Linked DNA regions of Homo sapiens: region 2 is linked to region 1. The links are chromatin contacts, found by Hi-C or POLR2A ChIA-PET in ENCODE. All regions are on one chromosome and are shown on one strand. Each heading gives the region's core, a stretch centred on a gene start or an enhancer-like site at or near the end of the contact. The rest is flanking DNA. Distances are from core to core; before and after follow the strand shown.

Region 1 (4,123 bases), core at 458-2,957:
CAGCTAGATTAAAGACGTTCTTTCTAGGTTGTTCACATACAAAATACTCAGTTTACTCCTCTAAGTCCAAACAGTTTCTCTTTAGGCAGCAATACATTTTTCTACTCGAACCTTCATCATTTCTTTAGTATTCAAGGGTAAAAACCAGAGGTGCACAAAGAGATCAGTCCTGACTAGGATGTAAGCAAATGGCACTGGTAAGAAGCTCGGGCCACTCACCTCACAGTGGAGGAACTGCTGCCAGGTGGGATGAGAGTGCTGAGGGGGACATCCCAGATCCTGAAGCCAACTACACATGGTACAGCACCCAGACAGGGGTTATGGATTTACCCTCATCTCAGCCCTAACCATGCCATTGTCAACACAGTTAAAAGTCCTGCATTATTACCTCCAGCCCTATTACCTACTTGGCTAAGCCTTATCACATCCCCCCTCCCTGCCCTACCAGGTCCCAGCCCTCGTACCAGGCTGATGAGTGTGTCATATTGCAAGGCGGAGCCTGAGCTGGCTGTAACCACACTTGCCCGGAGGAATATCCCCTGCTCTTCTAGCAGCTTCTTGATCCCACGCACGTGAGAGTCCAGGGTGTGCAAATCCCGGAGCTGGCGGTACTTCTCTTTGGATCCACAGATGAAGAGCAGAAGTTTGCGGACTTGACGGCGCACAAATGGAGTCTGCTGGATCATGAGGTACTTGAGAAGAAAAACACCACAAAGAGTAAATGACTCTGGGACTGTATCTATATCAACTGTGGCTCTCACACCCTGGGTTTTAATAAACTGTTATTAAAAGCTGGGGACAGGCCGGGCACGGTGGCTCACAGCTGTAATCCCAGCACTTTGGAATGCCGAGGTGGGCTGATCACTTGAGGTCAGGAATTTGAGACCAGCCTGGCCAACATGGTGAAACCCCATCTCTACCAACAATACAAAAATTAGCTGGCCGTGGTAGCACTGCCTGTAATCCCAGCTACTAGGGAGGCTGAGGCAGAAGAATTGCTTGAACCCAGAGGGCGGAGGTTGCAGTGAGCAGAGATCGTGTCACTGCACTCCAACCTGGGTCAACAGAGTGAGACTTGGTCTTAAAAAAAAAAAAAAAAACAAAGGCTGGGGAGAAACACAAACCAAGCTATTTCCTCTTGACCAAACCAGCCTCTCTTAAACTTAAATATCCTTTAATGAGACCAGGAGAAAGAAAGGGAGAGAAAGAAATCAAAGAGGAAAATACCAATATTCATGCATCTCTTCCTTGTGCCCTTAGGAATCTACAGGCAAGCTGGACTCCACTTCAGCCCACCCAAAGGGAAACTATCAAGAAAAAAACCATTCCAAATCTCTTTTTCAGGTAAAAGAGCTAAAGAGAAGATTGGGTTGGTACAACTATGTAACTCAAAATCCTCATCTGAGGTTTGCTAACAGATTATTCTTCCCAGAGTTAATCTATCTCAGGGTTGCTGTCTGGTTACTAAGGTTATTAAAGCCATTGTCTCTCAGTTCCCAACCCACCCCTACTGACACTGCCCAGTGATGCTGAGGCCAGAATTATGCCAATGCACTACTTCTTTGCCAGCTGGCTCCCTCTTAGGTTCTGCCAACAGGGAGGGACACTGGCAGCAGGAGGAAGAAGGGGCTTGCTTCTTCCCATCTGCCTGCAGTCCTAGCAACAGCCCTGCACCCTGGCAGCCACAGTGAGTTCTAATCATCAGCTTCTCTCACTGCTCCCAGCATCAACCGCATCACATCCCCTCAGGGAACCCACTTCCTGATAACTGCTTCAGGCAGTTACTATCCCTGTGTTACCTCATGTTTCCTTTTTATCTTTTTTGTTGTCCAACAGCATTTACCCAATTTCCCATATTGAAATCTCTCTATTAAGATAACTAGTATACTTTGTTTTTCTGACAGAACCTAAATTATTAAACTTGCCCATTATCAGCACGTGAGGCGAAGTTCAACACACAGAATCAGAAGGTAAAGTATGGCTTGTTTGATACACATCTCCCACAGTTCTACCACACAGTATGTTCCAGAAGGGCAAGACCAAGACCTACAAAGGTGAAAGGGACTCTGCAAGGGGAAATACCAAGTAAGGATGAGGAAGAAAGGGGCCCACAGAGGTGAATGCAGATGTGTCCTCAGCCCAACAAGCATGCAGCTTGGGACTTTCACTTACCTCGGAGAGAAAGTAAAACCACGAGTGGTCAAAGACAGGAGGTGGGATTCGAGAATTGGTGTCAGTAATCTTTTTGATTTGGTAAGGAAGCCTCAGTACCATTTCTGTTAGAAGCTGAGTATAGGCCTCAAACACATCAGCAGCATGACCCTGGGAGAAGAAAATTTGCATGAGAACCTGTGACTATCGATTTTCCATGACCACAATTAGGAAAAAGCCTGGCTCATTAGACGTATTACATGTTGGAGGTGGTAAAGGGTGCCTTTCAGAGCTGGAATCAAGACTGACTGACAGTTTATTCTATAAACCCAGAAGGCCCAGGCTTCTGCGGCCAATTTAATTACATGCAAAGGTTACAGTGGAGGCAGACCTCACTTCCTAAAAGTCCTAATATTTCACTCTATGGTTTTTGACATTGGGTTGATTGTACTCTGCCTACATAAAGATGAGTGCTAGAAAGGCCAAAAAAATTGGAAAAAAAAAAGAAAAAGGGAGTAAGGATCTCTGACTTCTATGAGATGTATTCTATCCCTAGAACCAAAATTTCCCATGATAACAAGAAATTGTTAAATAAACCAAGGTGGGCAAGATCACTAAACTCAGCCAAGATTCCTGGCTTCATGTAACACAAAAAGGCAGAGGTAAATGAGAGATGTGAGGACAGTGGAAACAACAGCTATCCTGCAAGCTGTGTGGTCCCATAAAAAGAATCTGTAAGAGTTTGAGGGCACAACGTGTCTCACATATTCAACTCCCAGTTATTCATCAGTTCTGTATCAAGCACTGGAGTTGTAAACAGGAATAAAATATGGTTTCTGCTGAGAGTGTAGAGGGGAAGACAGGTGAAGGAGCACACAGGGTGCTCCGGGAACCCAGGACAAGGCTCTCTTGAGCAGACTTGATGGCAGGGAGTATATGTTAGGGAAGTTTTCCCAAGGATCCAAAGCTCGTGCTGGATCTTGAAGATGGGCTAGGAATTCGCTAGACAGGAGAAGAAAGGGGAGCAGAGGGAGAGGAAAGAATTCCAGAAGGGACAGCATGAACAAAGGCAACACGCCACACCTTGGGAAATGTGCAGGCTGGCAGGGCTGCGTGTAGGGTGTTATAGGTGACAAAGCTAGAGTCAAGCAGGTGGCTGGGTCCTCCAGAACTCTTTGGCCTGTAAGTTATGGAAAACCACCAAAGAGTCATGAAAAAAGAGCAAGACAACGATCAGATCCACACTCTATGCCTATCGTATTCCTACCCTACTCAAAGCTATTCTGAGGGGGCAGTGAGGAAGAGACTGGTGATATCAGTTAATACGGACTGGGCATTGATACATGCTAGGCATTGTGCTAAGTCCTTTACAAAGGGCACCTCATTCAATGCTCACAACAGCCCTGTAAAGCAGATACCATCTGTATGCTCATTTTCCAGCTGTAGAAGCTGAAGGTTAGGGAGGTTAGACAGACAGAACTTCTCCATGCTTCAAGACTGGTAAGTAAGAACACAAGATGGGACTTATCCCAGATCAATCTGATCAGAAGGCCCATCTTCTTAATAAGTACGTTAAAGGGCCTCTCAGTGGTGACAGCACAGGGAATATCTGACACACATGTCATGACCCACAACTCATGACATTAGCTTGTACCTTCTCATCTTTTTCTAAACTTAATGTGAAACGAGATAACCATGATCTCATTCAATTCCTCCAATTTACAAAGAGGCAGGAATGAGAATCCCACAGAAGGTTGGGAGAAGTGGTCATTTATTCAATCACGCCGAGATTAACCCCCACCAAGGAATGCCGGCTCCTTCCTATGGCTCTTCACCCTCAGCCCCTTGAGCTCTCTGCACCGCGAGGAAAGAGAAGAGTGCTCTGAACAAAGGACGAGTGTTTCTTTGATGAGGGAAAGATCTCACCTTCACATACTGGCGGAGAAAGAATGGGCTCATGTCAGGTGGGGAG
Region 2 (4,123 bases), core at 1,588-4,087, 520 kb after region 1:
CCTGGCTCTATGTGTGATCTGACCAGCTCATCAGGCTCCACAATTAGCTTTCTGCAATGTGGGAGTGGATTCTTACAAAATGTAGAACTCTACTTTCTACCCTGCTCGGGGTCTGCATGAAAGATGGCGGGGGTAAGCTTTGGCTGCAAAATGGTAAATATTTCCTGAGTGTCTACTGTGTACAGTGCAGTGAGGCTGGTTTCTGCCGTACATGGTATATAGTTATCCAACAGACACTAGCTGGCATGGGCTCTTACTGTGTGACTTTAGGCGAGTTACTTAACCTTTCTCTTGACGTTCCTTTTTTCACTTTTTTTTTTTTTTTTTGAGACAAGGCCTTGCTGGAGTGACAAGCTCATTAGGTTCCACAATTAGCCTTCTGCAATGTTGTCCAGGCTGGAGTACAGTGGCACAATCATAGCTCACTGCAGCCTCAAACTCCTGGGATCAAGTGATCCTCCAGCCTCGGGATTTTTTTCACTTTTATTATTTTATTTGTTTGTTTGTTTATTTATTTATTTATTTGAGATGGAGTCTCACTCTGCCTCCCAGGCTGGAGTGCAGTGGTGCGATCTCGGCTCACTGCAACCTCCGCCTCTCAGGTTCAAGTGATTCTCCTGCCTCAGCCTCCCGAGTAGCTGGGACTACAGGCACACGCCACCACACCTGGCTGATTTTTGTATTTTTAGTAGAGAGAGGGTTTCGCCATATTGGCCAGGCTGGTCTCGAACTCCTGACCTCAAGTGATCCTCCTGCCTTGGCCTCCCAAAGTGCTGGGATTACAAGCATGAGCCACTGCGCCTGGCACTTTTAAAACAGAGACAATACTTACCTCATAGGTTTATTGTGAGAGTGGCAACAGCTTGCAATGGGATGAGGCACATGGTAAGGTGCTCAATATGTGTGAACTATTATAACGGTCATAGTTACCATTAAGGGAAGACCTATCTGTGCTACATTAATGGGGGATAATAATTACTTTATTCGCTGGGCGTGGTGGTTCATGCCTATAATCCCAACACTTTGGGAGGCTGAGGCGGGAGGATCACTTGAGGCCAGGAGTTGGAGACCAGCCTGGGCAACATGGCAAAACCCCATCTCTACTAAAAATACAAAAACTAGCTGGGCGTGGTGGTGGGCGTCTGTAATCCCAGCTACTCGGGAGGCTGAGAATTGCTGGAACCTGGGAGGCAGAGGTTGCAGTGAGCCGAGATCACGCCATTGCATTTCAGCCAGGGCAACAAGAGCAAAATTCTGTCTCTAATAATAATAATAATAACAACAACAACAACAACAACAACAACTTCATTCAACCAAATACATTGTACATCTCACCTGGCCTGCCCATAAGCAATGGAGACACTGAAATAAACACGATTCCTGCCCTCAAGGTCTAATGGAGGAAAGAGATGTACACAGCTATTCTAGAGGGAAATTGACATGAACAGAAGTTCTCATCCTGTGCTCCAGGATCACACTGGAGGAGGGAGATGCTCCCAGAGGGTCTTGGGAAGGCTTTCCAATCTGGAGCTGGAAGAATGTTTGCCCAAGAGATGTACACAGTTATTCTAGAGGGAAATTGACATGAACAGAAGTTCTCATCCTGTGCTCCAGGATCACACTGGAGGAGGGAGATGCTCCCAAAGGGTCTTGGGAAGGCTTTCCAATCTGGAGCTGGAAGAATGTTTGCCAGAGATGAAAGGAGGGGAAGGGAATTCCGGGCAGAGGGAAGGGCGCAGGCAACAGCTAGGAGGCGCAGATGCAGGCTGGGTGTGGAGGGTGCGAGTAGGCTGGAGTACACCAGGGAGTTCCCAGCAGGCCACTAGGAGCCACCCAGGATGCCCGGCAACCTCATGAGTCAGACAAGCAGGGCTGTGTCTATCTGGAAGTTTCCAGCCAAGCTAGGTAAAACACATGGACACAGGTAACTATGCTGTAAAGCAAAATCCCCAAGTCCTACAATCGTGTCCCAGTGGTGTCCCTGGGCCACCACTTTCCAGAAGCAAAGTTATTTTCTCACCCCGTTGTTAAGCACACAGAATAGAGAAGGTACGGCCGCAATCCACCCAAGTGCCCACTGATTAGATAGGAACCCCCGAGGTGAGGCTGGAAGCTGGGGCCAGGAGCTCCACTCTTCCCAGGAGTCAGAGAAGTGAGTTCATTTGCTGGCTTTTTAGTTCCTAATAAGTCCCTGGGGCTTTTCGGGATGCTTAAGCCAAGGGCGTGGGGCCGAGAGCGACACTAGGATAACACTAGGCAAGGCTGAGCAACCCAGGCTACCAACAGCACGGACTTGAACCGGGTCGCATGCCGGAGCGGACGGGATGAGGTGCACCGCAGAACTGGGGACTCCTGGTGCCGGGACGCGGCGGGCTGGGGCGCCCCACTCTCGGGGCAAGTCTGCAATGCCCGGTGCCCACAAAAAGGACACATCCATCTTTGTCACCCCGAGGCCTGGCACGGCCTGACGGCCCAGGCTCGGTAAAAGTCGGGCGGAGAGAGTGGAAGCGCAGAGAAACCCGGGGAGGGCGCTTAAGAACGGGCCAGGGCGCCCGGCTGGGCTGCCCTGCCTCTCGGGCGCCGGCCAGGCGTCCCGGCCGCCCCACCACGCCGTCGGAGCGCGCCGAAGCTCAGCCCGGGGCGGGCGGGCCAGGAGAGGGCCCGGGGCCCCTGCCGCCGCGGCGCCCCCTCCTGCGCACCCGGAGGGAGAGGCCGCGCGCGCCCGCCCGCTCTTTCTGCGCGCGGCCCTCCCCGCTGCCCCCGCCCTCGCGCCCTGTTTGGAGGGAGCCACCCTGACGTCGGAGCCGCTCCCCCGCGCCGCGCGCCCGCCCGGGGCCGCAGACAGCGCGCAGCGCAGCCCAGCCGAGCGTCGCGGGGCCGCCCCCCGCCCTGCCGGCCGCCTCGCCGAGCCTCCTGGGGCGCCCGGGCCCGCGACCCCCGCACCCAGCTCCGCAGGACCGGCGGGCGCGCGCGGTAAGTCCCGCCCGGGTCGGCACGCGGGCGCCCGGCTTCCAGAGGCTTCGGCCGCGGGGGCAGTGCCGCGCCCCCAGCCCGGAGCTGCGTCCCCCGGCGCGTCCGGCGGCCGCGGGCACCGGGTGGAGGCGCCGCCGCCGAGCTCAGGAGCCCTGGGGGACCTGGCGGGCGCCTCCGGACGCCGGCGCTGGGGACGTGGGCGCGGCACGGGGTGGCCGGGGGGCACCGCCGCGTCCGGAGCCCGTCCCCAGACTCGCCCCAGGGTTCCGTTTCTGGATCGGAGTTTCCGCGGCCGGGGGAGAGAGGGAGCGAGGGAGGGAGATGCGTGGCCGGGCGGGCCGGGCTCGCATGTCCCCCGGCCGTGCCCGGGCCTCGCCGCGCCGCGCCTCTCGGCTCTGGACGTTTCCGCCTCCCGCGGCCCCCTCTGCTTCGGTCCCCACGTCCGTGTGTCTGTCTCTCCGTCGCTCCGTTTCCGCCGCTCACTTTCCCCTGGTCTGCCCGTCTCTTTCCGTTCCCCGCCTGCCTCCGTGTTCGGCTGCCCGCGTTTGTGTCTCTGCCTCTGGCTTTTCTCTCCCTCTCTCTGTCTCTGCGCTGCCCTCTGTGGGGGTCTCGCCCTGTGTCTGCGCCTCTCCCTGATCCCCCGCCCTCCGATCCAGACAATCCCCCAGTGTCGGAGGCTCGCCTTCCCCCAGCGGGGTTCACGAATAGTTTCCTAGACCGGGTGCGGCAAACCCTCCCCCTGCCTCCCGCCGGCCCCGAGGCCTGGCCCGGGTCATCTCCCTGGAATTGAGTCTGGGGCAGGGAGAGCCAGCCTTTCCGGGGGCTCAGTTTTCTTAAGAATTCCACCCCCGCGAGGCCGGCTGGACGACAGGCCCTGCTGCGGGCCACCTGCCCGGCCCGCTCCCAGGGCGGGGCGATTCTGATCGTTTACAAGCGGCGGCAAAGGGGGCAGCCGCCTGCCTTGGCGTGGCCGGAGGTTGGCGGGCATCAAGGGAGAAAGCCACACTTCCAGGCTTTCGGAGGCCCTCGCTCCCCAAGCTGGACGCCACCAGCCTGTAACTAGGGGCACCCCAGGAAAACAGAGGTCAGGGCTGGAGGCCAAAGACCGGGCGCTGGCGGGGAAGCAATTTGTCAACAAGGAGCCCCTCAC

Evidence for each region. A loop is a pair of places that touch in the nucleus more often than their neighbours do. ChIA-PET counts read pairs that join two places held with the same protein, here RNA polymerase II (POLR2A). Pooled maps may share reads with other maps.
Region 2: POLR2A ChIA-PET joins it to region 1 with 10 read pairs in activated CD4-positive, alpha-beta T cell. The contact joins the promoter of NBL1 here to the enhancer-like site in region 1. A Hi-C loop is called at or near these places in 1 of 37 single-sample maps with no recorded cell type and 6 of 50 pooled maps. POLR2A ChIA-PET finds 5 or more read pairs at or near these places in 2 of 52 experiments (GM12878 and activated CD4-positive, alpha-beta T cell).

The regions. Positions count from the first base shown.
Region 1 is chr1:19,122,369-19,126,491 of GRCh38, forward strand. UBR4 (ubiquitin protein ligase E3 component n-recognin 4) reads right to left here. Exons shown (of 106, transcript NM_020765.3): 64 at 4,078-4,123; 65 at 2,173-2,322; 66 at 465-692. Among named protein-coding and RNA genes, the nearest start is that of UBR4, 86 kb to the right of the region's middle. RefSeq lists an enhancer at 1-984. Within about 2 kb of position 1,708, at least 4 of the 41 ENCODE cell types and tissues checked have a DNase peak (open chromatin) inside an H3K27ac peak, as active enhancers do.
Region 2 is chr1:19,641,474-19,645,596 of GRCh38, forward strand. NBL1 (NBL1, DAN family BMP antagonist) reads left to right here and starts at 2,838. Exons shown (of 4, transcript NM_005380.8): 1 at 2,838-2,973. All of the region lies in intron 1 of MICOS10-NBL1 (MICOS10-NBL1 readthrough), which reads left to right. RefSeq lists an enhancer at 1,850-2,685 and a silencer at 2,584-2,923.